Regions from separate parts of the Mus musculus genome. Here all the other regions are linked to region 3. The links are chromatin loops, found by intact Hi-C in ENCODE. Cell type or tissue: left cerebral cortex. All regions are shown on one strand. Links, peaks and the distances in the headings refer to the core of each region. The heading gives the core; the rest is flanking DNA. Region 1 overlaps Cdhr3 (cadherin-related family member 3). Region 2 overlaps Atxn7l1 (ataxin 7-like 1). Region 3 holds the start of Atxn7l1 (ataxin 7-like 1). Region 4 overlaps Atxn7l1 (ataxin 7-like 1). Region 5 overlaps Atxn7l1 (ataxin 7-like 1). Region 6 holds the start of Sypl (synaptophysin-like protein). Region 7 overlaps Atxn7l1 (ataxin 7-like 1).

Region 1 (4,334 bases), core at 82-4,081, 87 kb before region 3:
CATCTCTCAGCTCTAATAAGCCTGGAGCATCCTTGCCACGCAGAGACTGGGAAGTACCAGCGGAGGGAGAAGTCCCTAAAACTGGAATCTAGGAACTAGGAGTACTGTGTGCAAAGGGCTACCTTACAAGAACTGAGCCCCTCAGAACACGAAGGGTGCAGGGTTGAAAGGGGGGCAGTTGATAAACCATCCCCAGCCTCACTCTTCCCCTTTTTATGAAAGCTCCCCCATTGGTCACGAGAAGATGGTCTGCAAAGAAGGGGCATAGGGTGAGGCACATGGTGGATCTGAAATGTGTCCAGACAGACTGAGAGCCACAACACAGTTCCCCTAGCACTGAGTAGAGCATGAAAGTTGTGAAAAAGGGTAAGCTGGTCAAATGAGCATAATAGCTATTGATAAGCCCGGATGGTCTTTGTCAAGGCTCTTTGCCTTTAGCATGGCCATGCTATGTATTAAATCTGCCCCAAATCACCAGGAGCAAACCCGGAAAAAAAGCAGTCAAAGATAGCCCAAGAGACTCTGCCAATAAGGTCATCAAAACAGAGGCCAGTTCTGATACTCAGTTTCACTTCAGATGCAGGGCACTCTGCCCACAAAGGGTCTTTGCTGAGATGCACTCCACCCCCAAACTGACCCCATTCAGACTTCCAGGGACTGGCTAGCAAAAAAACATGGAACTCAAGCTATTATGGAAGAATTCCCAATTGTGTGGCTTTTTGATAAAATAGCAGCAAAATGAGCAAGGGTATGTTCTGTGTGTATCCAGAGAGTCTGATACCTCCTTCTGACCTCTGTAGGAAACCAGGTAGGCATGTAGTGCACAGCCATATATTCAGGCAAAACACTAACATACATAAAATAAAAATAAACAATTATTAAAAGGCTTTACTTTAAACTGATTGTGAATTAACTGTGAGTCAAAGAACAAGTGAAAATAATATAACTCATGTCTCAGATACATTCTGTATTTCCCCTCCACATGTATGCAATTAAGTCGTGTCAGGTGAATTAGATTTTTGTTTCGTTTTACCCACTGACTTGTTTTGATTTATTCATATTATATACTGAGATTTCTTTGGGAGTGCTTGGTTACTAATTCTGACTCTCCAGCATCTATTACAAGTGCTAACAGCACCATTTCACCCCTGGCAGTAGTAAGTAAAGAAAAGACACAGTCCAGAGAGGGCCTGTGGTGCAAATGGAACAAAATTAAAAAGCTGTAAAAACAGGTGGAAAGTGAAGGAGAAATAATGAGGAGGGATGGAAATGGGTAAGGAATAACAAAACGATCTTTGAAGGAAATGGGACACCTCAAATCGGCTTGTAGAGAGTCAGTCCCCAATGCCATGCCTTATCAGAGAATCCATGGGTCAAGCACCACCCAAGAGGGGATACATTCCAACTGGTGACTACCTGAAAGTGAGCTTTCTGCATGTTGCAGGGTTGTCATTGATGTCTTCCACAATGAAGGTTATCTGCATGCGGTTCTCCTGACCCCCAGAGGGCCTGTCTCTCACTCGAACTTCCAGAGAAATGATGGGATTCTGTCTCAGTTCGCCTGCATCTCGATCTAGCCTTCGGGCCACTTGGATTGTCCCTGTCACTAAGGAGGCAAAGATTAGAAGACAATGGAGAACACAGGAAAAGACTGTGCCAGAATGATGATCAGCTTGCACCGGGAATAGCCCCTCTACAGACATGTCGTGTGTTTCTGGGTTTGATGTTTATTGGAACACCTGACCTGATCTTTCTCTAAAGCTACACTTTACAGTTCAGGGTTGGGCCCTGAGTACAGCACTGTCCACTGCTGACAGAACTGGTGGGTAGCTGACTTCAATTTGATCCACTGGATTCTCTATTGGAGAATCTGTTGCTAAGAAACACACATCGGAGAGTGAGTGAGCTACAGTTGGAGCTGCAGGCAAAAGCCCAGAACTTGAGCTGCTGAGGTCCTCTGCCCTGATTATCTGACTCTTTCTTATGAGATGTGCCTCTTCCTCCCCTCTCCCCTCCCCTCTCCCCTCTCCCCTCTCCCCTCTCCCCTCTCCCCTCTCCCCTCTCCCCTCTCCCCTCTCCCCTCTCCCCTCTCCCCTCTCCCCTCTCCCTTCTCCTCCTCTCCTATCTTCTCTTCCTTTCTACTGTCTTGTGCTTAGCTAGATTTGCTGTCACTTTTATTACTTGGAACCAGAGTCTTAGTTTAAATACTCAGAAAAAAGGTGTGGGAAGTTCGGAGGTAGAGTGTTTGCCTAGCATAGATGAGGTCCTGGGTTGAATCCCCAGCACTGTGGTGTGTGTGTGTGTGTGTGTGTGTGTGTGTGTGTGTGTGTGTGTCACTGGGCAGTGGTGGTTCATGCCTTTAATCCTAGTACTCAGGTAGCTCTCTGAGTTTGAGGCCAGCCTGGTTTACAGAGCAGGTTTCAGGTCAGCCAGTGCTATAAAGAAAAACTCTGTCTCAAGAAACCAAAACCAAACAAACAAACAAACAAAAAGAAACTCACCACAAAATATAATTTTCTTTATATCCTTAAGTCTTCATTTTTACACAGATGGTGACATGTGCATTCTATTTACAGGGGTTGCACCTTAATCATAATGGCAGTTAAGAAGAATATTTTCATATTTCCCATAAAGGTGAAAGGTAACCCAGCTGCTCACACACAGACCTCCTCAGACCACCATTTTGGTGGGTGTCTGCTGCCTTTAACACGCCCTTTCCCTGACAAGTAAGGGTGAACCTAGATAGAAAGGCCTGAGGGAAGAGAAAGCATTGTAAAACCCACTCAACATTCACATTCGAGGATGCAGGAGAGGCTACTGTGCATGACTCACGCTGGTCTACCATGAAATAGCTGCTGGTGGTAGTGATGCTGTAGAGGAGGCGGCCAGGAAAACCCTCATCATCAGGATCCATTGCTGTGATGTTCGCCACCATGGTTCCTAGAGGCACTTCTTCTGGGACAGAGTACACTCTCCTGGGGCTGAAACAGAAACACTGCAGCCGTGGCTAATTTGCAGGGCAGGGGAGGGTGCAGACTGGGTGGTAGGTATTTTGGTGTGCGCTAAATATAGCACCGCACGGCTTGTGCTGCATCAACATGCAGAGAGAACACAGCAGCTGAGAGGAGGGGTGACTGCTGTCTGTATTTCACATCCTTGCGGATGCAAAGAAGAATGCCAGGCCATTACAGCAGCAATTTAGGTGGTCACAGCCGCTGCCTGCCTGCCTGCCTGATGCCTGTCCTATCCTTAACATCCTCTCACATAAAGACACTTCCTCTACCCAGTCAGCTTCTCTCCTCCCAGTTTCTGTTCAAAAGGTGTCTGGATTCTTTTTAAAAACCCATCTGGACAAGATGTTCAGAGCCTCAGGCTTCTTAATTTGTGCTTGAGTCCCTTCCTGTGGATGATGCCAGAAGCCCAGTTTTGTGTCTTCTCTAGAATCTCTGGTCTTTGTTTCATCCCCTCCCCCCTCCCCTCCCCCTCCCCCCTCCTCCTCCCCCTTCGTTGTTGTCAACTTCTTCGTCTTCTTTCTTCTTCTTCTTCTTCTTCTTCTTCTTCTTCTTCTTCTTCTTCTTCTTCTTCTTCCTCTTCCTCTTCCTCTTCCTCTTCCTCTTCCTCTTCCTCTTCCTCTTCCTCTTCCTCTTCCTCTTCCTCTTCCTCTCCTCCTCCTCCTCCTCCTCCTCCTCCTCCTTCGCCTGAGGATACAACTCTTCCACATGGAACCTGGGCATCTTTCCAGATGGCATTCCCCATGAGGCCAGCTCTCTAAGCCTCTGGCAGTTAGAAGTCATCACACTGTTCTCCAAGGGGCACTGTGCATATTATAACTCCACGTGCCTGCTTACTGACCTTTCTCAGGCTCCAAGCTTTTGTAAAAGGTCAGAAGTGAGATTATTTCAGGGGTGCAGAGTCACCTTTAATTTTCCTGTCTTAAGGTGCCACTTTCCCATGCCCTCCTTGAAGGAAGGCAATCTTCATCTCTGCTCTAAATGGCTGCCTTCATGTAGGGGGGGCCTCGGATCATTTAGCTGCCCCTGACTCACCACAGCTGTCCCATAGGGAGGGCCAGAGAAAACAGACACAAGAGAGAGCCTCAGGCTGGATTAAGAGAGAAGCAGAGACAATCTGTAGCCAGGACCTCACACTAGCCTACCCCATGGGCTCTGCCCTGAATCCTGGGCCCAATATTATGCGTGAGGAGGGTTCTTCCACCATGTATTTCATTGTTAGGGAGGAGCATGCTCACTTTGTCCAAAAGGTGGCTCCAATGCTTGGGCCTCCTTGCCCAGTGTCCCCCAGAGTCTGTGACTTTGGTGGGGTGAACCAGCAAA
Region 2 (4,334 bases), core at 233-4,232, 190 kb after region 3:
GGAGGAACTCAGCAATAAAGTGTTCGTCCAACATTGCAGGAGGCTTTGGTCACCAGCATTACAAGAAAGAAAGAGGAAGAGGAAAGGGGGGAGAAAGAGGAAGACAGAGTCCCCAAGCCATTAAATCTGTCTTCTTTGAACTGCCTTAATCCTTCCCCTGCAGCTCTCTGAGCACTCTCCTCTAGTTTACCTGCCTGTTGGAGATCACCCCTGAGGAAGGCAGAAGCGACAGAGCCCCTGGCTGATGTTCCTGTAGGCCACAATGACACAGGGAGATGGGCAAATGATTTAGTCCCTGAGCAGAAGATAACTGGGAATGTGCCCACAGTCCCAGCACATGAACCCATGATCCCAGCGCTCAGAATGCTGAGGCGGAGTGGGGATGACCCCATCTCAAGAAAGAGAGAGGAAACAATGGTTGTTTGGTCTTTTGAGCCACATTGACCATTTTGTCCTTTATTATGAACCTCCGCTCTGCCAGGGACCAGGCTCTGGCAGAGTGACTGCCAGCCAGGATAACTTTGTCACCTGCTGTCCCTTCCCACCACAGCCAGCCCTGGTGAATAGATAGTTGATGTTGGCTGATGTGGGCAAGAGGCAGGGGAGAGATGGGAAGAGGTTTTCCTCCCATGGATGGCTTGTTGCCTTCTCCTTGGGCCTTATCAACCTGCACGTGTGTGTTGAATGCTAAATGTGCTCCACTATTAAAAATGCAGGAGATGAGCCTGCTGTTCCAGAAGGAAAATGAGCCAAAGCAGAAGAAAAAGCAGCAGGCTCCTGGCCTCCCTGTGCACACCCTACCGCACGGTGGGGGAGGGGCTCCCTCTTTCCAGACGGCCCCTCCCAAAATGCTTGGAAATGGGAGGTGAGTCTTCTGGGAGAGAGGGGACATGTGGGAGTTCATGTGCCCTGGATGTCTTCCCGGTGTTTTATGGAGAGGACCCAGCCAGATGCCTGTGGGAGAGACCTGGGGCTTAGCTCTTCTAGCCTGGTGCTGGCATGAATCAGGGGTTGGTTCCCAGAAGCCATAGGGAGTCATATTGGGGTGTCCATGCAGGCTGTGAAATCTTTGCCTTCCCAGTACATGCTCTCCCTACACACACACACACACACACACACACACACACACACACACACACTCATATACACTCGTGTACACACTCAAACATGCACACACACTTGCATACACACTCACACACATGCACATGCATACACAGACACACACACATGCACTCATATACACTTACATACACACACCAACATGCACACACACATGCATGCACATGCATTCATATACACTTACATACACATGCCAACATGCACACACACTTGCATACACATGCACATGCATACACACAGACACACACACACACTCATATACACTTGCATACACACACAAACATGTACACACACTTTCATACACATCATACACACAGACACAGACACACAGTCACAGACACACACACACACACACACACACACACACACACACACACACGCTCACTGTGCTGCACAGAACTCGTCAGTGGCTTTCGATTGTTTGCCTACAGAGACAGAAGCATATGAATGAAAAGGAATGAATGGGAATGTTTGTTCTAAATGTGTTTGTTCTTCTCTGAAGTAAATGGGAGCAGCTGGTCACAGAGTCCCTGGCCATTTCCTTGCTGTGTTTAGGGTTCTCCTTAAAGGGAGAGCCTGGGCATGGGATGCCAGGGCCATTTCGGGTGTCTCCTCTCAACACTCCCTGACAGGGACATGGAAGACGTTCTTTAAGGAATCCCCATTTCTCTCCTGGGTCCGAATTGGCACTAGGGCTCGAGGAGACTTTCATGCTCTGGCCCTGGTACCCAGGTAACAGGCTCTCTGAAAGGACATCTTACAGCTCCAGCAGTGGGAGCCAGTGACCTCTGGTGGCCAGAAAGGGAAGTGTTCCCACTTGCTGCTCCTGAGACTAGCCAGCTCTAAGCCATTGCCAGGGACTAACTCACTCTTCCGGACTCCACTTAACCCCAAGTCCCTAGCCCCGCCTTCAGTGGCCTTCATGCTGTCTCTGAAATGATGTGAATCTTGATGACCAGCCGTCTCGTTCTTAGTTACGGGGGCAATGCACTGAGCATTTGATAAGGTCTGAAGCTGTCCTTGAGACCTTGAGACCGCAGCCCACAGCTGTTCCCAAGGGCAGCGTGTGCAGCATCTGATGCCCTACTGCATTCAGACCACTCTTTAGCTTGCTGATTCTCCCACAGTCCTAGGGTACTAGGGCTCTCCAGGAATACTTAGCACCCCTTGGTCTCCTGGTGGGGCTGGGGAGCCCTTTCTAAGCTCCACACCCTTAGAAGTCCAGAATAAGAGAAAACTGTGGAGAACAGGGCCTCCTTCATCCCACTGAACAGCCTAGAGGTGTACAGATAGCCTCCCCCAGAAGACAAGGTGCCCTGGACCCTCAGAGTCCCCATGCTGCCGAAGTGCAGGAATTGTCTGATGTTAGTAGGCTGGGCTTCCTGCTTACTCCTCTGGCAGAAAGCCCCATCCACATCTAAGCTGTAGTGACTCACCCAACCTTGGCAGTGCCTAAGGACTGAGATGCAGGATGCGGAGCCCTGGACAGGGGGTCTCTGAGTATGGAATGGCTTGTTCCCTTCTTCCATTTTTGTCTCTCCACTGTAGTCCCAGGATTGGTCTTCTCTGGGTGAGTTTGGAAGCCACCTGCTCCCACCTGTCTGTTGCCTCCCACTCTGTCCACTGCAACCGATAAGGACAGAAGGGACAAAGGGTTTCTGACAGTGAACCACGGCTTACACCTCAGGAGGGCCCATGAGAGAGTGAATGGCGTGGTTCTCTCTCTTCTGTTTCACTTCAACCTTGAGGCTGTGCTTCGCACCTAAGAGACCCTCTGGGCCCATTACCTCATCCAATTGTTCCAAATGTCATGTCTTCCTTTCACTGATAAGGAAACTTAGGCAGGCCTGTGGGGCTGAGATATGATAGTCAGGTCTGTCCCACCGAGGAAGGAGGGAAGAACTAAAACCCAGGCTTGCTCACTAGCCAAGCCCTCATCTTGTTACCCCTCACAAGGACAGAAGTCTGTAGGAGCTCGCTGAGACCCTAAGGCTAGGGAGCTGCATGCTTTATGCCCTCACCAGAAAGTATCCAGCCACAGGAAAGACAGGATTCAGGGGTGGGACACCTCCACAGTCAGTGAATTTGCCAGAACCTTTTATGTTATTTGCTTCTGATCATTTTGTGTGTCTGGAGAATGTTGTGTGTGTGTGTGTGTGTTCACGTGAGTGCGTGTACTTGTGGAAGCCAAAGTCAGGGGTTATCAGGTAGCATCCACATGCTTCGTTTTTGTCTTGAGACAAGGTCTCTTATTGGCCTGAGACTCACCAAGCAGGCTATGCTGATTGGCTAGTGAGTCCCACTGATCCTGTTCCAAGTTGTCCTGCAGTAGGATCACAGGCATGTTCCACCACACCCACCCTTACACTGTGCCTGCTAGATGTCAAATGTAGGCCCTCAGACTTACACAGCAAGCACTTTATCAACTGGGCTCTCTCCCCAGCCCCTGCCTCTGACCCCTTTCTACAATTCATCAAAGTCAGCTTATCCAAGCTCCCGTGTTCACCCACACACCACACCCCTAACTTGTCTCAGGGAGGAAATCTCATATGTGCCCTCCTTTATGACTTTGCAATGGAGTTAAGAGGCTAAGCTTTGCAGCCCATGGTGAAGATTACTAGTGACGATGTTGTCCCCTTCTTGGCCAACGGTGGGCCTTTGACGCGCTTTCCCACACGTTCTGTGTACCGCCAACCACTCTGCTGCCAGGACCACTCACCCCCAGCAGCCGTGTGGTGTGCCCGCATTTCTCAGTTTACCGAGAGCGTGTTGTGTGGGAGAGGGTCCAGGCCACGCAGAGAGGGGTGGCGCACAGTGTTGATATTTTCCCTTCTCTGCCTTAAGATAGTATTAGATCAGCCCAGTAGATGTTCTTATCTACACGCCCTGTGGTTAGAAATCTTCTGCTATGGTTTGCTAAAGGTATTTACAAGCTGGCTTCTTGAACATTCTCCCAGATGCCTCAAAAGCAGGGTAGAGGAGGACTACCCATTCATCAGGGTGTATGCGGTACCCACTATATCTGTCGTGGCAGGGCAGGATTCTGTGGCTGTTCCTTCTACCCATTCTTCGTGACCCCTTGATTCTTAAACCTGCCAGTCTGTCCCTAGTATTTGTTCAGCTTCAAGGATTCCAATTAGAAATAATTTTCTGGTGGCAGCCTTTCCCCAACCCCTCAGTATATCTCCAAGTGCCAAGTAGAATTCCGACTCCAG
Region 3 (4,334 bases), core at 69-4,068:
TGACTCTGCCAGGAGCAAGGGGACTGGAAAGCAGAGGACACATTCCCATGGAGGTTGCCCTGCCCTGCCAGAATGCAAATGTCCTGGGTTCCTTCAGTTCTACTTATCAAAAAGAGTCTGTTCATCATGCCCGGCTCATTCATGGCTGGGCTCTAGTGCTATCCATTAACAAAGAGCTGAAATCCCTCCAACTGGTATTCCTAGGTGGCGAGGAGGATTTCTGATGTTAGTCCTGTTTCTAATCTATCACCAGAAGTGAGGTAGGAAAAATAAACAACATGGTCCAACCAGCAAGGTGGGTGGTACACTTGCCTTCCAGGTGCTGAGAAATCTTAGAGAAAAACGAATGGTGTAGGTAGCAAAGTCCTCACAAATTGAGATGCTCAGAGAAATTTAGCAAGAGTGGCAGATGGGATAGATGGATTCATTTAAGTCGAAGTCTATTAAGCAATTTTGGGGACATGTTTGAATGGAACATGTTGGTTTTTTCCTAGCTGCCTCCAGCTAGCTCCCAATGATGGTCCTAGTAGGACACAAGACGTTACACAGCTAAGCCACACCATCGACCCACATATGCTTACATTCACCCAAGGTTCTGCATGGTCCCCTTTTCTAGGCAAGACCAGACCTCAGCTTACTATAAGATCTTCCCAATTTCTAATATGCAGAGCAGATTCCGTTTTCTTGGTGACACATTTTTTCTGAACACTCTTAGCTCATTTCAACTTCCGCCAAGGAACTGGCCCTGCCGTGAAAGTCCATACCCTTGCCACACTGGTCTGGGGTCACTGTACACATGCCTAGCTTCCCTGAAGAGCTAAGCATGATCGTTCTCCAGCTGCAGCTCTGTGAAGACCAGGATGGATCTCCCTCTCTCTCTGACCCTGGGCAACCGGTCCATGAGAAACAATGTTATTTAAAAAGATGCATGGGTGAAGTAATGTCAGGTACAGCGCCTGGCTCATCTAAGATGTCAAGGTCTGAGAAATATTTCCCAAACCACAAGTATTTAAAGTAAGGTAATTCCTTACCCACTGGCACCTTAGTTAGGTAGCAATTCATCCAAACCTGAGAATTATCCATGTCCCATAGAGGCAGGCCCACTCGCGCACACACATCACAGCTGAAAACAAGCCTCCAGAGGTTCCTTCCCCGCCCCCATCCTAATGCAGGTTTTGAGGTTCATGGTGCTGAGTGCCAGGACATTCCAGCCCCACCAGAATACAGCCCAGAATTAAGCAACGCTTCAGTGTGGAGCAGAAGGGCTCCCGGGGACAGCAGTGGTAAGAATGGAAGGATGCTTCACAAATAGAAAAGTTATTGATTACGGGGGTAAGGGTGTCTTTACAGTTTAGGGAATTCCTAGTAAGCAAACAATTCTAAAGAGGTAACAGAAGGTTAAGGTCTCATTTACCAGCCCCTAGGGTCAGAAGAGACATCTCAAAGCGCCACGCGTCTACACACCTGGCAGTCAGGTTCTCCGGTGATGCGAAGTCCTCTGGCCAACCTGCTTGCTCTGTGCAAGTGCTGGGTCTGAGGGAGGGGCTTAGCATCACCCAAGAGCCTTGAGCTCGCTCAGTCTCTGGTGTGCGCGGAGCAAAGTCTCCGCAGTGGCTCTACCAGCTGGGACACACAACCATCGCACAGATCCCCGGGAACGCCAGAGACAAAATGATTTTGGAATTTTGCCTGCTATGAAACCAAGGATGGGATGATCACTCCCCTTGCCCCCACTCACCGGTTTCTCGGAGTTATGTCCATTTCCCCTTTGCTTCTGACTCCTGAAGGCATCTGCGAAGAGACCGGATTCCAAGGCTCACCGAGAGAGGAGACAGGGTGAAGTGGATGGTAGCTGGGAGGTGTACTCTCTAGAGTCCCTGCTCTACCCTGAGGGATAAGGATGGAGGGGTGCAAAACAGCCGATTTCGTTCCCACTAAGCCTCCGGGATCCTTCTGGGACGTCGCATGGTGGGTGACTGGGACTCTGGGAGGAAGAGACTTGCAGCGAGCAAAACTTTCGGTCCTCCAGCGGCGACTGGACGAAAGAACCTGTGCTTCTTCCCGGGGTCGCGCCAGGGTTGCTGGCTGGACAGGGCGGCGGGGCGCAGCATCCTGGCGCGAGGCGACCCTGCCCGGCTGAACCGGCGGCGCACTCAGGCTCTGCTCTCAGCCTGCCGGACTCCGCGCTCTCCCGAGCCCCGCGCACACGGCGCCTCTCTGGCGCCCCCAGCGGCTGCACGCAGCACAGCAGGGCCGGGCAGGGCCGAGCGCGCCCCGCCTCCCGCCTCCTCCGCCGCCCTCCTCCCCCTCTCAGAACACTCAATGTCGGAACGTTCCGAAGATGACGTCGGAGCGTTCTCGAATCCCGTGTCTCTCGGCTGCTGCTGCCGAAGGAACAGGGAAAAAGCAACAAGAAGGAACAGCAATGGCGACACTGCACCGCAAAGTGCCCAGTCCGGAGGCGTTTCTGGGCAAACCCTGGTCCTCCTGGATCGACGCCGCCAAATTACACTGCTCCGACAGTAAGAACCCCACCGCCTGTACCTCCTTTTATTATCCTGTAACCTTTCCATTCACCTAGAGCCACTGGGAAAAAGTGTGTGTGTGAGAGAGAGTGGCCCCCGGCGTCCTCCATGCTTCTCTCTCTCTCTCTAAATAAATACACACAGACACAGACCATCAGAGCACAGAGAGGCCCGGCTGCCAGCAAAGCTGTCTGTCTGTCTGTGCCTGGCTCTCCGGGGCAGGCAGCCTGCGGGGTGGGCTTTCGCAGCCCCACGGTGGTGTCTGTTTAAAAGGCGACTCTGTTGCTGCTTGCATAGTTTTTTTTTTCCTTTCCTTTTTTGGGGGTACCTATCTGGGCCAGGTAGATGGAAAGCCAGACTCGGGAGAAAATGTTGCATTGTCAAATTTTGCAAGATTTTCAGATACAGTATTTAGATCGATCTGTTTGTCAATAAACACTCTCCCTCCCCCCTTGACTTTGGCATCCCCCCTTTTTTCCTCATTTTCTTTTTTCCTTTTCTTTTTCATCTGCAGATGTAGATTTAGAAGAGGCTGGAAAAGAGGGTGGCAAAAGCAGGGAGGTTATGAGGCTTAATAAAGAAGGTAAGTGGAGCTCTTGGCATGTTAGTGTTAGCTTGTGTGGCAGAGTCTTCACAGGCTTTGGAATATAATGTGAATTGTTCTGTTGGGTACAGAGTGACTAAGGCTTGTCAGAAATTGAGCACGCCCAGGTGACTACTGCTTCACTGTTAACTTCCTTCTTCGAAGTATAAATACAACTTGGGGGGGGGGTCTTTCAGTGTGGGGGAGGCTGTGGAAGGCAGAAGTTTACTGCACTCCGCTGGAGTCCACATTGGTCTCTGCCATTCTCCTTGGAGCACCATTGGCCAATGGTGGTGGTGGGGTTTGAAATCCCTGAGTGAGGAGGCATGGGGCTCCCTTCACAAGCATTCCAGCCTCCCTTGTATGTAAATTCACAAGTTTTAATGAACCCCACATGGTCGGTCATTCCGGCAGCTTCTCCACTCTCACTGAAAACCGTTGCACATGGCAAGCCTTGGCTGCAAGTAGCATTTTGTTACTTGTTGCTGGTCACGGTCACAGACTGTAGGCAGTGACCAGGGTTAGGGGTTATCAATATGTGCAGATCTTTGGCCTGCACTCTGACCCCTCCCCCCACAAATCTGTGCTTCCCAGCATGAAAATATGATACCTGAAAGGGGACACATTGAACAGACAATGACCCCAGATCTGGCATGTGAGTGAAGCCATTATGTCAGGCCTGGGCACACCATACACCTTTGGTTGTTGTAAATCAGTGATCCTTGTTTGCAAGCCTGCCATTGGTCACTCTGGCCTCTGGCTTCAAATGGAGCCACACTGGAGGACCTACTTTGTGCTTAAAGAAAGGATGGGTTCGTTTGAATTGTGATGCACTATCTGGAGTCTTGTATGGAGAACTGGCCGAAATTGGTGGTGGGAAGGAGTCATGGAGGGGCCAGAGGAATTGATGGGGGTTGTCAAAAAAGTTCAGACGTAACTTGACAGTAGGAGCATTTTCTCATCCGCGGCGAGTGGAGAAAAGCCATTCGAGTCTGCAGCCTAGTCCACTGGTGAAAGGGGGTGTTGCCCGCAGAGGTGGATGAGACCTGCTTGGAAAGTTGGGACTTGCGGACTCACACCAAGAATTGCCGATTTTCAGTGCCACACTATTTCCTGACCGTCCAGTAAGACGAATCGCTTGTGTTTCAGGAAAGAACGTGGACATTAAAACATTTACATCTTAACTCAAGGGCTGTTCTCCGGCACTGTGTTTCTGCTAATTAAGT
Region 4 (4,334 bases), core at 133-4,132, 96 kb after region 3:
GTATGTGTTAAGGGCTAAGCCACACCACATCTAGAAACAGATTTTTTTTTTCAATAAATAACACAATCTCCAGGCTCAAATATCTTTCAAAAGTGCTTTATACCTTGACTTATTTGGGACATCTCTCAAATTTAGAGTGATACACTAAATGTATCATTCATGTCCTGTAAAAACTTATCTCTCAAGTTCCTTTTAAAATGATTCCTTAAAGTGGAACTCAGAATTCTAAGGTGCCGTGATTTCTAGTGGGAATGTCAGAAAGGCCCTCCCATCTTAGCACCTGTTTTCCTGTTCTAGAATCTCTATCCTGAATGCACATACAGACCCATGCAGAATCACGTTAGAACATAGATTCTGACTCAGCAATGCCTCCGTTGGGTAATATGGTGCTTTTGCTCCACGGACTTGACTTTAAGGAGCAAGGACTGGGAGAGCTAAATACAGTTAGGAAAAATTGCGGGTTTTAGCTCTCGGTCAGAGGTCCCTGATACCTCCCAGATCCTTGGTTACCAGACGAAACTTTGTGCAGTGGTTTGGGATTTGGCATAATTTTATTTCTGAAGGTCACTCTTTATGCTTGGCAGAATCCCCAAGCCGAAAGGTCCCCCTTCTAGCCCAGGTCCCATTGACAGAAAGCGAGTGATCATCCAGAATTCTGCATGTTCCTCTGCGTCCATTCCTGCTGAGGTCAAGGCTCTGTATTTTGATGGGGCTCTACCAGTCAGTGCCCTGAGGAAATGCTTGCTCAAGACCGGGGCAGGCTGCCTGGTAAATGTATGTTTAAGACAAGCTTTTAATAGAGACTCACTTTTAAATAGTAACCAGGAACAAGACTCTCTTCTCTTAACAGGAATCCATTTATAGGACTCAGCTGTTGAGGCTCAAGGGTAGCATTAGGCTTAAGTTTAATCTTCTGTATACTGTAATTTACAGCAGCAAGGAAAGCACTGTATGTACAACTGTTTCAGTCATTCGCCGTGATAAATAGCTATCGCTCCTGGCGAAACAGAAAATGTGATCTCCACTTCCCACTTATGAATATTGAATTGGCCCCAGCAGGCGTATGCTGCACAGGTTTAATGGGGGCATTCCCTGATCGGTGAGAAGGTCTCCTGGCCCCAACTGTCACTTTGCTGCCACGAACACCAAGTTGGTCTCTATCCAGGTGACAGTGGTGTGGTACATGTATGTTCCTGGTGAACCTTACAAAGTACTTGTGTTGATCTTAAGTGGAAAGCTGGTTAAAGGTGGCAGCTTTACACTGGGTGCTATTAGAGATGTTGTTACTGAGGTAGGGAGCCACCCATAGGGATCAGAGGATTGTCTTGGGTGATTATCTGATGCAGGAAAAAGAAAAGAAGTGTGATTGTGTTGAATTCCTGAAGGATATCAATCAGGGAAACGGAAATGAATGGGTGCAAAAGAGAGGTGAGATAAAGGGGAGCCACTCTTGGGAACCCAGAACCTAATGTAACCTCTACCAAATTCCTCTCAGTTCAGATATTTCATTGTCTGCTGATGGGCTGGCACATAATATGTATTTAGGTACGACACCCAGGTGGAATGGCCTTCTTTACCCAGCAATTCACTCTTTTTCCCCCCAAAAGAAAGCAGTCTTTCCTTACTCCCCAAAGAAACGGATAGAAGTCCCTAGGTTGCAGTCTTTGATTGTCTCTCATTTTCCGAGCACTCATGATGGGCTAGACACCATGCCGGATGGTGAGATGAAGAGTGCAGAGCACATGCGAGCTGTGCTGCTGTCTGCGTCTGACGCTGTGACATAGATGCTGTCTCCCATGGTCACACTCCCTGGTGCCACCTCTCAGCAGTGTCTCCCTGCAAATAGCTCCCTCTGAAAACAGCCATGAGCCACTTGTGTGCTTGCTGCTGCCTTTGGCAGTGGAGTGTCTGTCAACCTTTAGGGGGCCCTTACATTGCCACAGCATCTCGCTGTGTGTACACAAGCACTGTCCCACAGTCTGCGCATTTGGGCTTACAGAGAAACGCAGGGAGTAGCACCCCTGGGAGTGGTAGCTTTACAGATTTCGAAGCTCCAAGAGAAAACAACAAGAAAATGCAAAACAGAGACTAAGGTCACAGGATTGGAACTGAGGCTAGCATCCGACTCTGTATTTGTAGCAGAGGACAGCCTTGCTAGGCATCAATGGGAGGGAAGGTCCTTGGTCCTATGAAGGCTCAATAGATGCCACATTGTAGGGGAATCTAGGGTGGGGAGGGGAGAGTGGGTGGGTGGGTGGAAGAACACCCTCATAGAAGCAGGAGGGGGGAATGAGATAGGGGGTTTCTAGGAGGTGGGGGGAAACCGGGTAAGGGAATAACACTTGAAATGTAAATAAATTGAAGAAAAAAAAAAGAAAGAACTGAGGCTAGAATTCCCATCGCACTGTCTCCAGGAACAAAATGCACACCAATAGCAAAACCAATGTGCTCACAACTGGCTTAGGGAAGTTTTCACATTCACAGTTTCTAATGCAGGACTTTCTAATGCAACAAAGTAACCCATTCTCTGGCTTATGCATCAGTCCTTCACCGGAAATCTGAGCTCTCCGTAGTAGCTATTGGAAAAACACTCCCTGCGAGTGAGACTGAAGGAAGCTCTTGGCCTGCATAGAGGTTGTGCTCTATCCCTTCATTTCCTAGCCTGAAGATTCCATCAGAACCAAAGTTACGGTCATTTTAGCAGGCACTCCAGGCCATTGGTTATGTTCTGCGTGCGAGTAAATTCTTTTGCCACGCTGATTAGCGAGGAAGGCGGGGAGATGAGAGAAAGATGCAAACTGAAATGCCAAGTGAGTGCTTTGTGCATGGGAACCTACTGAGGAGAAGGGGTTCGGAGAAAGTGTTTGGAGAGGCATCAGCAGCCCTGCCAGCAGAGAAAGCTGCTAGTTAGTATTCGGAAGCCCCAGCACAAACACAGATCCATCTCCATCTCCATCTCCATCTCCATCTCCATCTCCATCTCCATCTCCATCTCCTCCATCTCCACAACACTTATTCCCAGGCCTCAGATGAGTTTGCTAAGCAGGAAGTTAGGAGGAAGCAGTCCAGGGAGAGAATTGGTTATGACAGAGGGGACTCTGCCATTTGAGCCTCTGTGACCTTGCTGGAGCCTCCTGCCTCTGTTTGCCCATTTGTGGAATGGGCGCTGTGATTCTGCTCCACGGCTATTATTAGAAATGATAAATTTGAAGTTGCCTTGGCATGTAGCTTGTGCTAAAAATATGCCTTGCTGCCGCGCTCGCGGAGGCATCTTTAGATGAAATATATAATGAGGTTAGACGGGAAACATCGGTTGCTGGCTGCAGGAGCACGGGCAGAGACTGGCGGTGGGAAGGGAGGGTCCAGATGCTGGGCTGCGGAGAGCGAACAGAGCCTATCTATGGGGCTGTCTCTGGCTGCATGGTAGAGTGCTCAAACAAACACAAAATGACATTCTGCAGTCCAGCCTGAATGTAGGAATAGGAGCCTGGGGGTGAGTGCCTTTTTCACACTAAAGGCTCTGTATTGAAGCCCAGCATCCCGGGCTTCTAGAGGGTTGAGAGGAGTGTCAGGGGAGACGCAAGCCAGCCAGTGTTCCTCAGGGCGCCAGCTGCAGTGTCTGAAGGGCATTAGGTTACAGAGTCAGGCACAGGGTTGGGAAAGAGCTTGACTCTCCAGCTACAATGCTTGGGCTTGATTTAGCCTCTGATGTTCCTAAGTGAGTTCTGCCAGTCCTTCAGCCTTTCTGTGCCTCAGTTGTCTCATCTATAATATGGGACTAATATAGAACCTGACCCATAGAGGTATTCTGAAAGACAGAGTAAGTGCTTAGAAGAAGGGCTGGTTTGGGGACACATGAGCACAGTGAGGCCTTTGTATGGCCTGGTGGGTTAGCACTCGTGGTAGAGGTTGATACACAGGTAATGTGACTAATTGAAACACATCTCTAGAGGCTTAAGATATGCAAGGTTTTCTAGGCAGCCCCCACCGATTTTAGATTTTTTTTTTTGACTGTATATAAGTACAAGCATCATGTTATTTCTGACGGTGGGAAGGACACGGCTGCATCTGGAATGATAAGCAGCCTCCATGACCCACTGGTTGCCTAGAGAAGAGCGGTGTGAGAACTGTTTTGCTCAGATGGACCATACTGAAACTGCAATGGACTGTCTTCTTGTTTCAAGAATGTTAGAAGATTAGGGGTGCCTGTGTGCTCCAAAGCAGATTCCAGGGGCCAGTGTCCTGGAGATTTATTTCCTACTTATCTCTTGCAAGTCTGGTTTTCTCAGAGTCCCTGACTGCTACTGTATCTCTCAGAGCCCTGGAATCCTGCA
Region 5 (4,334 bases), core at 112-4,111, 74 kb after region 3:
GAACCCTCTGGCTTTCAGTGCTGGACTTGGAACTCAGCCTAGGAAGAAAGCCAATGCCGTGGTGGCCACCTGTTATGAGCAGAGGCAGAAAATTAGTTTGGAGCTCTGGGTTTTCTGACCTCATCCCTCGAAGCCTGGGCTCAACCAGCTGACCAAGAGCCTTAGGAACATAACCATAACTCAGCAAACCAAGGCAAAGAAGTGTCACTCGGTCCTCCAGCTGTGTGTTCCAGTAACACAAAGCCCACGTTCTTCGGGGACCAGAGAGAAAGCGAGGTGCAAGTCAGAATTACAGCGAGTCTCTGGGGGAGCAGATTTTAAAGCTCTCCCCAGAATTATTCCTGTATTTTCATGATCACACATAGCCACAGTATCTTAAGCAGGACGCCCCCATCGGACGATGTCTGTGCGGACCGTTTTCTTTTTTTCTTTTCTTTTCTTTTTTTCTTGGTTTTTCGAGACAGGATTTCTCTGTATAGCCCTGGCTGTCCTGGAACTCACTTTGTAGACCAGGCTGGCCTCGAACTCAGAAATCCGCCTGCCTCTGCCTCCTGAGTGCTGGGATTAAAGGCATGTGCCACCACCACCTGGCTGAGGACCATTTTCTAGTGCTTGCCAGCTAGCTTCTTACTACTGTATTCTCACTTGGCAGGAAGAGAGCAAGGGCTCCCTGGAGCCTCATTTATGAGGGTACAAATCCCAGCCTCGAGGTCTCTACATCTTGTGATATAATTGCCTCTCAAAGGTCCCACCTTCCAATACCATGTCAGGATTTCAGTGTGGAGCATTCAGAGATGGGGGCAGTAAGCCTTCAGTTGTAATCTGTTCCTGGGATGGTTGTAAGTCCGCTGTTGAGCGCTTCTCCAACCTGCCTGAGACAAGTTTGATCTCCAGAACAAACAAGCCCAGCACAGCTTCTTCCTCCTTCTTCCGACTTTACCTTGTGTGAGGAGCCTTGCCGTTTTCAGTGAGTTAATAAGGGTGCCATTGTGCTAAGTGCTGGGCAGCGTGCCAAGCGCTTTGCATATCTTTGAAAACACAACCCTTTCAGCAGCCCTGTGGAGTGGGTGTGAATGTTACACCCATTTCGGAGTTGAGGAAGCCTGAGCTGAAGAGGTTGGGTGCTGTGTCCAAAGTCTCAAAGCAAGACAGAAGAGAGCCTGGTTTCGAGTGCAGGTGGCTTCTCAGAGCGAGGGAAGTGCCTACATAGCCCATTGTCCCTCACAGCCTGTCCATGGGAAGCCCCATGCAAACTATGACTGTATATGGAAAGTGGCCATTGAGGGAGAAAACTTGGCGGGGCCTCAAGCCCCACCCACTAGGCCTTATCTAACTCCCCCAAGCCCGCTACCAGAGCTCTCTAGTATCACTTGAAATGTGTTCATGTAGTGGAAATAACAGGCTTTGGAGATAATGCGAAAATGATTCAGGCTTTCCCTCGATGTCTGCATGATTTGGGGCTGTGACACTTGGAGTCCATTTCCTCTTCCTCCTCCTCCCTTCATGGTGTCTTTCTTCGTTGCCCACAATGGGTGGACAGTTGGGGAGAATTCCTTCATCCTGATGTCCATAAACCTTTGTTCACGTGCCACCTCCTAGCCTGCAGTTGTCTGTCAGTGCTAGGAATATCCTTTGCACTTCTGCATGCCTGGTACCCTCAGATGCTTTACAAAGGGGAAAAGCACTATCTTGGATACAAGCCGACAGTCATGATCTTGGTGTATAGGTCATTCAATCTAGTCTTTTATTATTATTATTAAGATTTATTTATTATGTATACAGTGTTCTGCCTGCATTTATGCCTGCAAGCCAAGAGAGGGCACCAGACTTCATTATAGATGGTTGTGAGCCACCATATGGTTGCTGGGAATTGAACTCAGGACCTCTGGGAGAGCAGTCAGTGCGCTTAACCACTGAGCCATCTCTCCAGCCCAGGTCATTGAGTCTAAATTGAAAAATAAAAAGTGTGCTTGTGTCTTTGCGTGTGTGTGTGTGTGTGTGTTTCTGGGTATGCACACATGGCTGTGGTTGTGTGTCCTTGTCAGAAACTGGTAGATGAAAACCATTTCTTATTCAGTACTCACATCTGATATATGCTTGTCATACCAGTTTCAGCATAAGGGCTGATACTCAAAGAACACCAGACACAAGGAGAGGATTGGAATTTTCAGTCCCACTGGACTAGGGCTAGAGATGGTACTAATCACCAAAGCCCAGTGCATTGAATCAGTGCACGATGGCACCTCTACAACCCCCCTGGGGGGCAGAACTGAGATAGTCTGAGAGGGTCCATGCAGTCACAGGCCAGGGGTACAGCCATTTCTACAACACAGAAGCACCTGTGCTCAGCACCCCCTGACTTCACCCTGCACATTTCTACATGCTAGTATGATGCTCTGCCACATCTTTTATGACACCATATGAAAAAAATAAAATGGCATCAAAGGGAACTCATTGAGTTTTGGAGGTTAAATCCTGACTCATACTTGCTAGTGTGCAGCCTTGGGTTAATTGCCCTACCTTTCTTTTCGAGCCTGGTTCTCCCCACCTATGAAGTAGGAATGCCAGCTTCTACTCTGCAAAACTACTGTGAGGAAAGGAAAAAGAAATGTATACTTTGCTGGCATGGAGTAAGGAAATAAAGGTTAGCTTTTATTGTCAATAAAATGGGGCCCTTTTTTTTATGAAGTTGAAAGTTTCTTATGAAAAATGGGAAAACCACTTTAGCCAAGTGCTTCCTGTCTTCGCTCCTGCTGTCTCCAGGGATGCCACTCTGAGGTCAGCCCGTGGCTCACGCCTGTGATTCACTGCAGTTTCCTAGCCTTGGAGACAGGAATAGTCTGCCTGAGTGTGATTACATCTGCTGGGAGCCTCGAGGCTTGCACTTTGCAAATATTGGTTTACATTCTCATTAGGCCCTGGTGTCAGTTCTGTAGAAATGCCACGAAGCACCCGTATATCTCCGGGTCCCCTAACAAGAGCCATTGTGTCTCACAGGAGTACTGCAATACCCAGGACTAGCCTCCATTTCTCTGCTGCTAGCACTGGGACCCAAGGGTGCCTCAGACGTAGATAATGGGGATGGCCACTGCTCCAGAGTGTCCCACGCATGGTATGGGTTTGGTGTCATGCTTGGGTCACCCACCCTCAGGGTCTGTCCAGTGTTTTCAGTCAGCGACTCAGAGGTCAGTGATTCCAAGGGGTTTAAATCTCCACAGGTGATGCACTGGGATAATAGGAAGAAGGAAACAGAAACAATTCACTTGGCTTTGGGATTATAATTCCTCTCAGCAGCCTGCTCTGTCTGTCTAGGCTGTCCAGCCCCAGCTGTGGCTTGGTGGGAGAGGGTACAGGTTGAGCGGAGCTTTTCTAATATCAGCGTTTCTAGATTTATATTCCAGCTTTGACCCTTATCAGCTGTGTGAGGTCGGCAGGTTGCTCTGCCTACTCTGCCTTTCTCTACGTTGGTTTCCTTATTCCTCAGCTGGGTTAGTAGTTTATCTTACGTAGCGCCCTTGATGACTGAAGGGTGAGTGCTTGCACATGGATAGTACAGAGATGGAACAAAGTTTGCTCTTTAAAAACTGTTTTTCTGGGGCTGGGGAGATACCTCAGTCCGTTAAGTGTTCGCTATTCAAGCATGAAGACCAGGGTTTGATCCCAGAACCCACGTGAAAGAGCTGTCTATAGGAATGTCAGCTGTAATCCCAGGGCCATGGAGACAAAGACAGGTGGAGCTCTGCAGCCCTTTAGCCAGCCAGCCTAGCCTGTTCAAAGAACTTTATGTCAATTGAGAGACCCCGTGTAAAAAAATAAGACAAAATAAGGTGGACAACTCTTGAGAAAAACACCCAAGGTTGACATCTGGCCTTCACACAGTATGTGCGCGGGCGCGCGTGCGCGCGCGCGCGCGCACACACACACACACACACACACACACACACACACACACGATGATGATGATGATGATGATGATATAAACTGCCATTGAGTGAGAAGCCTCAGAGGTCTCTAATGAAGTTACTGCCCAACGAATTTTCACTTGTAACCATTGCAGAGGGAGAGGGAGGCCTTGGTGATGTCACTGTGGCAGGGCTGTGGTGGCTCTAACCTATACCGAGAGAGAGAGAGAGAGAGAGAGAGAGAGAGAGAGAGAGAGAGAGAGAGAGAAGAGAGAGCTATGTGAGAGAGAGAGAGAGAGAGAGAGAGAGGAGAGAGCTCTGTGTGTGTGTGTGAGAGAGAGAGAGAGAGAGAGAGAGGAGAGAGCTCTGTGTGTGTGTGAGAGAGAGAGAGGAGAGAGCTCTGTGTGTGTGTGTGAGAGAGAGAGGAGAGAG
Region 6 (4,334 bases), core at 183-4,182, 190 kb before region 3:
CTGGCAGATTTCCTGGGAAGCTGTAATAAGACCTTCCACTGGTGGGTTTGAACAAGTAGGAGAGAAAGGAGTCAAAAAGTAAAAGAGAGACAATATAATGCATACCTCACAGGTTAAGAATCCAGCCTATCGTAATTCCTGAGACTACAATAATAGACAGAGAAAGCCACCACCACCACCACCACCACCACCCCCACCACCACCACCACCCTGAGAAATGCCTTAATCCCAGCACTCGGGAGGGAGGCAGAGGCAAGTGGACATCTGTGAATTTAAGGCCAACCAAGGCTACAGAGTGAGATCCTATCTCAAAAGAAAAAATAAAACAAGAAACAGGTTGAGATTATATCACCCAGGCTGGACCAACTTCAATTCCTGGACTCCACTAAAGAAAAGAAAAAACTATTTGTAATGATCCTCTTTCCTCAGTCTACTGAATAGCTGGAACTAAGGCAGATCTTGGAATACATTTGTCCCTGGGGCACTACCTGTACTAATAAGTGCGTTAAGACTATTATTTTAAATGTTCCTTTTGATGCTCATTTCCCTACAAATTAGCATAGACATTGAGAATGGAGCAATTTGGCTACCTTGAGCACAATAACTATGTGCTTAATAACAAATATCTTGGACATCTCATGGACACCCTGAGATAATTATGCAAAAACTGTAGCTGACTGCTCTGCTTCTTAAAGGCACAGTGCCATCCAGAGCTGTTTGAAAAAGTTTATCTAAGTTTTTTTTGCTTCCTCAATGCCCACTCTAGATGACCCTGGAATCATTCCCACAGTGACCTGACATGGAACCCTTCCTTTGGGGGTCTAGTGTTTTTTTTTTATTACGTATTTTCCTCAATTACATTTCCAATGCTATCCCAAAAGTCCCCCACACCCCCCCCACCACTCCCCTACCCACCCACTCCCCCTTTTTGGCCCTGGCGTTCCCCTGTACTGGGGCATATAAAGTTTGCGTGTCCAATGGGCCTCTCTTTCCAGTGATGGCCGACTAGGCCATCTTTTGATACATATGCAGCTAGAGTCAAGAGCTCCGGGGTACTGGTTAGTTCATAATGTTGTTCCACCTATAGGGCTGCAGATCCCTTTAGCGCCTTGGGTACTTTCTCTAGCTCCTCCATTGGGGGCCCTGTGATCCATCCAATAGCTGACTGTGAGCATCCACTTCTGTGTTTGCTAGGCCCCGGCATAGTCTCACAAGAGACAGCTACATCTGGGTCCTTTCGATAAAATCTTGCTAGTGTATGCAATGGTGTCAGCGTTTGGAAGCTGATTATGGGCTGGATCCCTGGATATGGCAGTCTCTAGATAGTCCATCCTTTCGTCTCAGCTCCAAACTTTGTCTCTGTAACTCCTTCCATGGGTGTTTTGTTCCCAATTCTGAGGAGGGGCATAGTGTCCTCACTTCAGTCTTCATTCTTCTTGAGTTTCATGTGTTTAGCAAATTGTATCTTATATCTCGGGTATACTAAGTTTCTGGGCTAATATCCACTTATCAGTGAGTACAGGGGGTCTAGCGTTAAGAGACAAATCTGTGATTAGCTCAGAGTGTTGGGTATAATTTATTTAAAACAAACAGTTGTGCTTGTCCAGTGTTGGTAGGTATAGTCCTTAGGCTACATCAGAGGACGTTCAGGCTCACTCAGTGTGCTGAGTCAGGATACTCTGGTGTTGTAAGCTCCTCTGGTATTGCAGCCTTACCCCCCCCCCCCCACACACACACACACACACAACTGCTCTTAGGTGGTCTTGCCTACTTTTAGTAGTGCAGGATAAGATGACACAGAACAGAAAGCAGCAGAGACTGGAAAGCAGTGGCGGCAAAATGGCACACACAGAAGTAGCAGGTACCCTGTGTCTAAGGCGGCAGAAGTGAACAGTCCTAGCAGCTGAGGTAGAGAGCCAAGACTAACGGATAAAACCTTATAATCAGCCAGAGAAGAGCAAGGGCAGGCCCTGGCACCACAAGAGCTCCAGATAGCTGTTAAGCCTTCAGGGCCAAAGGTCTCATCCTGGGCCAAGAGCTGCCAAGGGTTGAGGAACCCCAGTGTTCTAGACTTACAAACCGGAACATTTGTAAGGTTGAGTTATGAGGGCTGCAACACTAGAGGGTGCCACTTGCTGCTGCTTCTGTCGGGATTCAGCCACCACTCACTGCTGCCTGACAGAAATGAAGGCTACAAGAGACCAGCTCCTCACTTGCTTCCCCTGCCTATCCTTCCCACAATTCCTATCCAACTGTGCAGTCAAGCAAACCTCAGCCAGCTGCCTGGTGACAGGACTACAGGAACAAACCATGGGAGTACAAATTGTTTCAGACCTCTCAGCTCTATAAAGTTGCAAGATGAGCATTATCCCATCCTGTTAGCATCTATTTCATTTTGAAATTACATTGAATATATTTTTGGCTATTTTGTATAATTCTACTTTGAATACTTTTTCCTTTGAAGCACAGCTAAGTGATTTACTTGTGGGTTCCTATCCAACAGGTCTCAGCAGAAAATAACTTTTTTTTTTTAAGACTTAAAGAGAAATGCTGAGTGGAATACACGGAAATAAGAGTGAAGGAAGGAGGAAGTGTTAGCTTGGTAGTAACTGTTCATGGGTAGTGGTCAGTTCTAATGGAATACTCCACTGACATTTAGGAAATATAAATAAGTACCTGGGAGCTGGAACTAGGATCCTCTGTGGCAAAGATCTTCCTTCGATGTTGGTGTTATCTCACCATGCATGAAGACAGGCCACTATCCCAACCCTCCAAAAAAGGCCAGGCACAAGGAAGCCAGAGAAGAGATGTCTAGATTGGTCCCATTCTGGTGGCAGGAGGGAGTGTTCCCTAAGACAAATCATGAAAGATGAGTTAACTTGACCCCCCCCCACTCCCCCGCCCCCCCCCAAAAAAAAACGGCACGAAATACAGGCCTCGCCAAACGGGGATAGAGGTGGAGAGATGAGTTGTCCTGTGAGACCTGTCAAGCCATGATCTCAAATGGGTGGTCTTTCTCCTACTCTGGCTCCAACAACTTTGCGATGTCTGCGGAAATGTTTGGTGAATCATACGTTCAAGCACCCTTACATAAGGCAGGTTCGCCAGACGGCCGCAGTTTTGCAATAACTATGACTTTAAGGGCCCTGAACACGAGCTTTGAAGTGAGGCTTTGTCTGTGTACACACTTGACACATTTGCCCAAAAGTTCAGAGCACTGGGAAGAAAACGGGCCGTTGTGAGGGCGGGCAGTCACAGCCACAAAAGGGCATAGCAACCAGAACGCCACCGAGGTGGAGGGCCGTGCTGCGCAGGCGCAGCTGTCCCCCGACCCCACCCACCCCCGTCGCGCGCTCGCAAAGGCCGGAAAAGAGTCTGGGGCCTAGGGAGCGCGCGTGCGCGTTAGAGACAGAGCTAGGCTTTGGGGAAGGGGGCGCGGCACACGCATGGCTTCCAAAGCCAACATGGTTCGTCAGCGGTTCAGCCGGCTGAGTCAGGTGCGGCCGGGGGAGGAGCCAGCCCTTCCCAGTCCCTCCTCGGCCTGGTCTCGGCTCGCCCTCTCTGTCTCCTGGGCGCGGACTCAACGGCCGCCCGGCCCCGCCTTAAAGGCCAGGCCGTCCCGCCCCGATGCCCCTTCGTCCCCACCCCTCCGGCCCCGCCCCCAGCCCCGCCGGCTCCGCCTCCCGCTCTCGCCGCGGAGTCGCTCCGGTCTCGCCGCTCCCCTCCTCCGCCCCGCGTCCTGACTCTCTTCCCTCCTTTCCCTCAGAGGATGTCCGCCTTCCAGATCAACCTCAACCCGCTCAAGGAGCCGCTCGGCTTCATCAAGATCCTCGAGTGGGTGAGTGCAGCTTGCGACGCCGACCTCGCCCGGTCCAGCGCGGGGCGCCTTGCCGGGAGGCGGGGACGCGGTCGTGAGGGAGTCCCCCACGCTCGAAGGCCGCGGGGCGGAGATGGCGGCCGGCGTCGAGTCGAGTCGCCGGTGTGGGCGGCTTCTCCCGGCCGCCCCTAGCCGCGGAGGCGTGGAAGCTCGCTCGCTTTTTTTTCTCAGGCTCCACTGCCATCCGCAAAGGAAGACAGGATTTCCTGCTGCGGTCCAACTGATACCGACCGCCCGGAGGCCCGCGGCTTCCGCGGGCGAGGCTAGACCTGGGTTGCGCCCTTCGCTGGCGGCGGGTATGGGCTCCTGTTAAAAATAGTGTGTGTCAGAGAAGCCGAGGCAAAGCCCTTGCCCCGACGCATTAAATTGTCGGCCCATTTAACGCCTGGCCTGGACGTCGAGATTGTTTATAGCAACATCCTGCTTGGAAAGTCAGCTTTCTGCCCTTTCCTGCCAA
Region 7 (4,334 bases), core at 259-4,258, 130 kb after region 3:
TCAGCATCCTCTAAGACACATCCTTCCACCCCAGCCTCTGTTCCTAGGCTGCAGCCTGCTTGGTTGGACTTCCTGTTTTATTTTTGAATCTTTACTGCCCAAGCCATGGTAGGCAAAGCATGTGTGAATGGCACACAGTGACTTGAATGCCAGCCCCTCACCCAGTCCCCTGGTTGGCCGTGGTGGAAGGTGGTTCCCTGTCTCCCTTTTCAGTCATTACCCTCTACTTGCCCTCCTAACCTGGCTAGCCCCACTTTGTGCTTTTACAGTTAACAGCAGACATGCTGAGGGTGAAGATGCTCCCCTGGACTGTGACAGTGGCCACCACCGGGGACTGCTCAGGGATTCCCCCCACCCTCCCCTCTTTCTCAACCTTCCTGGCTCCCTCGCTGCTTCAGTCCTGGCCTCATAGAAGGTGAAACTGAATCTTGTCTTTCTGGTTTCCTATAATCACTTGACTAATTCTGGGTGGTGCCCAGGAGCTCAGAATTCAGACCCCAGATTGCAGCTTACAGTTCAGATAAGAACTTCTGGAAAATGCCCTGCCCAACTGTGGACACAGAGATGGGACACAATACTTGGACTTTCTGGCCTGCCCAGGTGTCCTCTAGCTGCTTAGCAGGAAGAGAGAGAGGAGATTCCTGATAAAGACTCAGAAGTCAACCTCTGATGTGACCTGCCATTTGTTAATGTAGTCATTCCTTTAAAAGGAGTTAGTAAAACGAGAATTCTATGTTTATTCTATGATTGTTTATAAAACTCTGATTTTAGCTCTTACTGCTTCCCATCTTAACCGAATTGGTGAGCTATTTAGTTGACATTAGCATTCCATACTTGTAAATCTTGTTAAATCATTAAGTTGGTTAATGGTTCAACTTCTGATTTTAAAATAGTAATATTCATCCTGGTGTGGTGGCATGTGCCTTTGATCCCAGCATGCAGGAGGCAGTGGCAGGCCAATCTCAGTGACTTCAAGGCCAGCCTGATCTACTGAGTGAGTTTCAGGCCAGCCTGATCTACTGAGTGAGTTCCAGGCCAGCCTGATCTACTGAGTGAGCTTCAGGCCAGCCTGATCTACTGAGTGAGTTCCAGGCCAGCCTGATCTACTGAGTGAGCTCCAGGCCAACCTAATTTACTGAGTGAGGTCCAGGCCAGCATGATCTACTGAGTGAGTCCCAGGCCAGCCTGATCTACTGAGTTCCAGGATTGCCAGAATGATGTACAGAGACCCTATTTGTGAAAACCCAAAATAAATAAAAATAAATAAGTAATATTCTTAATGTCATACAAAATTTTTGCAGATTAACGAGGAAATGGGGGATGTATTAATTAAAGAATGGGCATGAGTAGACAGTTCACAAGAGATCAAATTCAAGTGGCCAATTAACATGAAAAATGTTCAACCGTACTGGTAATCAAGAACAAAAATTAAAACAAGCACAGAGCATTTTTCATGTAACAAAGTGGTGAGTGTGTGTGACTTACTGTTACCCAATTTTTATCAAGATGTAATCCAGACTCTAACAAGCCCGCGGGTATGTAGATAGGGCTCCCTGTCTGTTGGATCTGTGGCCTGGTATTTATATAAAATATAAACAGATTCTGGGTGGTGGTACATGCTATTAGTCCCAGCACTTGGCAGGCAGAGGCAGGCAGATATCTATGAGTTTGGGGCCAGCATGGTCTACAAAGTGAGCTCCAGGACAGCCAAGGCTACACAAAGAAACTCTATCTCAAAAATTAAAAATAAAAACCAAATGAATAAATAATAAACAGAAACGTATGTATGAGATTGTGTCTAGAAGCCGGCTCTGGTGGCCCTGTCTGTAATCTCAGTACTCGAAAGGCTGAGGCAGCAGGTGCACTAGAGTTTAAAGCCAGACTGCAATAAAAATTAGACTGTTTTGTTTTTAAGTGTGCTATAGATTTATCCCTCGTAGCAAAGCTTGCAAACAATCTCCGTGCTCACTTATACCAAGAAATGTCTAAAATAATATTTTAAAAACATAAACATAACACAAAAATGTCCATGATGTAATGTGATAGAGGTAGAAGGTGATTACTCCATACAATCACACTTATTTTTATGTTAGTTATGTGTATGCACATTTGTTTTTTTGACGGCATGTGTTGCGACACACCAAATGTGTAGTACCTGACAAGGCCAGAAGGGGGCACCAGATTCCCCTGGAACTGGAGTTGCACAGGGTCTTGAGCTGCTGTGTGCATACTGGGAATTGAACCCTGGTTTTCTGCAAGAACACCCAGTGCTGAGCCATTGCTCCAGCCCTGAATCACATTTTTAAGATTATGTGCATATTTTAAAAAACTTGTTGAGACTTGGCCTCATGTAGCCAAGAGCAAACATCTGATCCCTTTTGCCTGAGATTCCAAGTTTGTAACCACACAATTTATATGGTGTTGGGTTAAAGAGGAACCATGGTGGATACTCTTGGTAGGTGTCCCATGCTTAACTAATTTTTTTGTATAGCCTAGGACCACTTACCCAAGAATGGTGCAGTCTAGAGTGACCTAGCTCCAATTACATATGTTAATAATCAAGATATCTACACATATATATTAATCTGATGTAGGCATTGTTCTCCTTTTTCTCCTTCCCTCTCTTCCTCTCTTTCTTCCCTCTTCATTGCCCCCACCACCACCACCACCACCACACACACACACACACACACACACACTCTGATAAGGTCTCACTATATACCTCTGGCTAGTCTGGAACTCGCTATCTAGACTGGCTGACCTCTAATTCAGAGATCCACCTGCCTTTGCCTCCCTAGTTCTGGGATTAAAGGCCTATGCCACCATGTCTGGCTTAATCTTCCCTTCTCAGATGACCAGGCTGTGCCAAGTTGACAGTTAAGGCTAACCAAGACTGATCAACCCAGGACTCTGTGCACGTTAGGCGAGCACTAACAAGTAAAATAGAGTTCCAGGACCAGCAATGTATATAGACAGACAGACAGACACAGAGATACATAGGCAGGCAGACTCACACATACACACACACACACACACACACACACACACACACACAGAGAGAGAGAGAGAGAGAGAGAGAGAGAGAGAGATACACAGAGACAGAGAGAAAGAGAGAGAGACATACACACATAGACAGACACACACACACAGATACACAGAGACAGAAAGAGAGAGACAGACAGACAGACAGACACATACACACATAGACACATACACAGACACAGAGATACATAGACTCACACACATAGATACACAGAGAGAGACAGACACATACACACATAGACAGACACACACACACAGAGACACACACACACAATAGTGTGGGGACTGGGTGAGTTTTGTTTTCTTTCTCACCACATCTGAAATTTCTAAATCTCTGTTCTACACTTGATGTTTTTATAATTTAAGTCGGTGCCAGAGTTAAGGTATTTCAGGACCGGTCATATGCTGGTTTGATTGTTTTATTTTTCTAAGCCAGCATCTAAAAGGATCAGAAAACAGCCAGGCTCTATTGGAGACAGTCTGTCTTTTGGGGAGTCTCCAAACGCCGAAAATAATAATGAGAAAGCGACATCTGTACAGGCCTCCGTTCCGCCACCTACATCCTTTTATTGAAATTTCTCCTCACAGAGATGAAGGGTAACTACTGGCTTGCCCCAGTGGGATTTTTATTTATATAATGAAAGCTCGCATTACATTTTTTTATCTTAAAAAAAATCCTTTCACTTCTTCCCGCACCCCTTCCCCCGATGGAAAAGCAGACTTCATGGTGCCATCTGAGAATAAGGTTAGCTTCAGATGATTCAGGTGTATTCTAAGAACCTAAGAACCCAGAGTCTTACCTCTTCCTATGTCCCTTTCATTCTTTTACCCTTATTATTCAGTTTAGGGGGAGGTTATGTGTGTGTGTGTGTGTGTGTGTGTGTGTGTGTGTGTGTGCATGTGTCTGTCTGTCTGTCTATATATATCTCTCTCTGTGTCTGTGTGTGTGTGTCTATGTGTGTGTGTGTCTCTCTATGTCTGTCTGAGTTTGTGTATATCTGTGTGTGTATGTGTGTTGTGTATGTGTCTGTCTGTCTCTCTGTATCTGTGTATCTGTCTCTCTGTGTGTGTATATGTGTCTGTCTATGTGTGTGTCTCTCTGTGCGTATCTGTCTCTGGGTATGTATGTGTACTTGTTTCTCTCTGTGTATGTATGTCTGTGTGTCTGTCTCTATGTGTGTGTATGTATGTGTGTGTGTATGTCTGTGTGTATCTGTCTTTCTGTGTGTTTGTGTGTGCCTTTATGTCTATCTATGTGTCTGTGTCTCTCTGTGTCTATCTGTGTGCATTTG

What was found. A loop is a pair of places that touch in the nucleus more often than their neighbours do. Peaks named below come from ENCODE experiments on the same cell type or tissue, not always from the same donor. Only the 100,000 strongest peaks of a DNase experiment are listed, where the experiment ranks them.
Region 1: a loop joins it to region 3, with 1.9 times the contacts of the local background. A loop is called at or near these places in 2 of 42 quality-filtered maps.
Region 2: it touches region 3 in a loop (6-fold over the local background); 11 of 42 quality-filtered maps call a loop at or near these places.
Region 4: it touches region 3 in a loop (2.1-fold over the local background); 4 of 42 quality-filtered maps call a loop at or near these places.
Region 5: a loop joins it to region 3, with 2.6 times the contacts of the local background. A loop is called at or near these places in 3 of 42 quality-filtered maps.
Region 6: a loop joins it to region 3, with 2.8 times the contacts of the local background. A loop is called at or near these places in 4 of 42 quality-filtered maps.
Region 7: a loop joins it to region 3, with 2.2 times the contacts of the local background. A loop is called at or near these places in 5 of 42 quality-filtered maps.

What each region holds. Positions count from the first base shown.
Region 1 is chr12:33,058,816-33,063,149 of GRCm38, forward strand. Cdhr3 (cadherin-related family member 3) reads right to left here. Exons shown (of 20, transcript NM_001024478.1): 7 at 2,833-2,981; 8 at 1,417-1,606. Among named protein-coding and RNA genes, the nearest start is that of Cdhr3, 32 kb to the right of the region's middle. In left cerebral cortex, for the core only: no CTCF peak of the experiment used is centred there; DNase peaks (open chromatin) are centred at 1,818, 2,915 and 3,026; H3K27ac peaks cover 939 bases.
Region 2 is chr12:33,332,182-33,336,515 of GRCm38, forward strand. The region is part of intron 4 of Atxn7l1 (ataxin 7-like 1); the gene reads left to right. Among named protein-coding and RNA genes, the nearest start is that of Atxn7l1os2, 60 kb to the right of the region's middle. In left cerebral cortex, for the core only: a CTCF peak has its summit at 1,915 (motif pointing left); DNase peaks (open chromatin) are centred at 745, 1,910 and 2,504.
Region 3 is chr12:33,145,394-33,149,727 of GRCm38, forward strand. Atxn7l1 (ataxin 7-like 1) reads left to right here and starts at 1,578. Exons shown (of 11, transcript NM_001374022.1): 1 at 1,578-2,522; 2 at 3,040-3,108. The coding sequence starts at 2,342. It overlaps F730043M19Rik (RIKEN cDNA F730043M19 gene), which reads right to left and starts at 2,193. Exons shown (of 6, transcript NR_015602.3): 1 at 1,739-2,193. In left cerebral cortex, for the core only: a CTCF peak has its summit at 2,211; DNase peaks (open chromatin) are centred at 1,115, 1,776, 2,333, 3,195 and 1 more place; H3K4me3 peaks cover 3,459 bases; H3K27ac peaks cover 1,277 bases.
Region 4 is chr12:33,241,077-33,245,410 of GRCm38, forward strand. All of the region lies in intron 3 of Atxn7l1 (ataxin 7-like 1), which reads left to right. Among named protein-coding and RNA genes, the nearest start is that of Gm38649, 15 kb to the right of the region's middle. In left cerebral cortex, for the core only: no CTCF peak of the experiment used is centred there; DNase peaks (open chromatin) are centred at 1,840, 2,828 and 3,296; H3K27ac peaks cover 1,325 bases.
Region 5 is chr12:33,219,579-33,223,912 of GRCm38, forward strand. The region is part of intron 3 of Atxn7l1 (ataxin 7-like 1); the gene reads left to right. Among named protein-coding and RNA genes, the nearest start is that of Gm38649, 37 kb to the right of the region's middle. In left cerebral cortex, for the core only: a CTCF peak has its summit at 1,827 (motif pointing right); DNase peaks (open chromatin) are centred at 1,048 and 2,916; H3K27ac peaks cover 455 bases.
Region 6 is chr12:32,950,522-32,954,855 of GRCm38, forward strand. Sypl (synaptophysin-like protein) reads left to right here and starts at 3,665. Exons shown (of 5, transcript NM_198710.3): 1 at 3,665-3,838. The coding sequence starts at 3,770. It overlaps 4933406C10Rik (RIKEN cDNA 4933406C10 gene), which reads right to left and starts at 3,268. Exons shown (of 6, transcript NR_044986.1): 1 at 2,984-3,268; 2 at 2,677-2,850. In left cerebral cortex, for the core only: a CTCF peak has its summit at 2,124 (motif pointing right); DNase peaks (open chromatin) are centred at 2,161, 2,759, 3,475 and 3,881; H3K4me3 peaks cover 1,902 bases; H3K27ac peaks cover 1,975 bases.
Region 7 is chr12:33,278,823-33,283,156 of GRCm38, forward strand. All of the region lies in intron 3 of Atxn7l1 (ataxin 7-like 1), which reads left to right. Among named protein-coding and RNA genes, the nearest start is that of Gm38649, 23 kb to the left of the region's middle. In left cerebral cortex, for the core only: a CTCF peak has its summit at 2,168 (motif pointing right); a DNase peak (open chromatin) is centred at 2,169.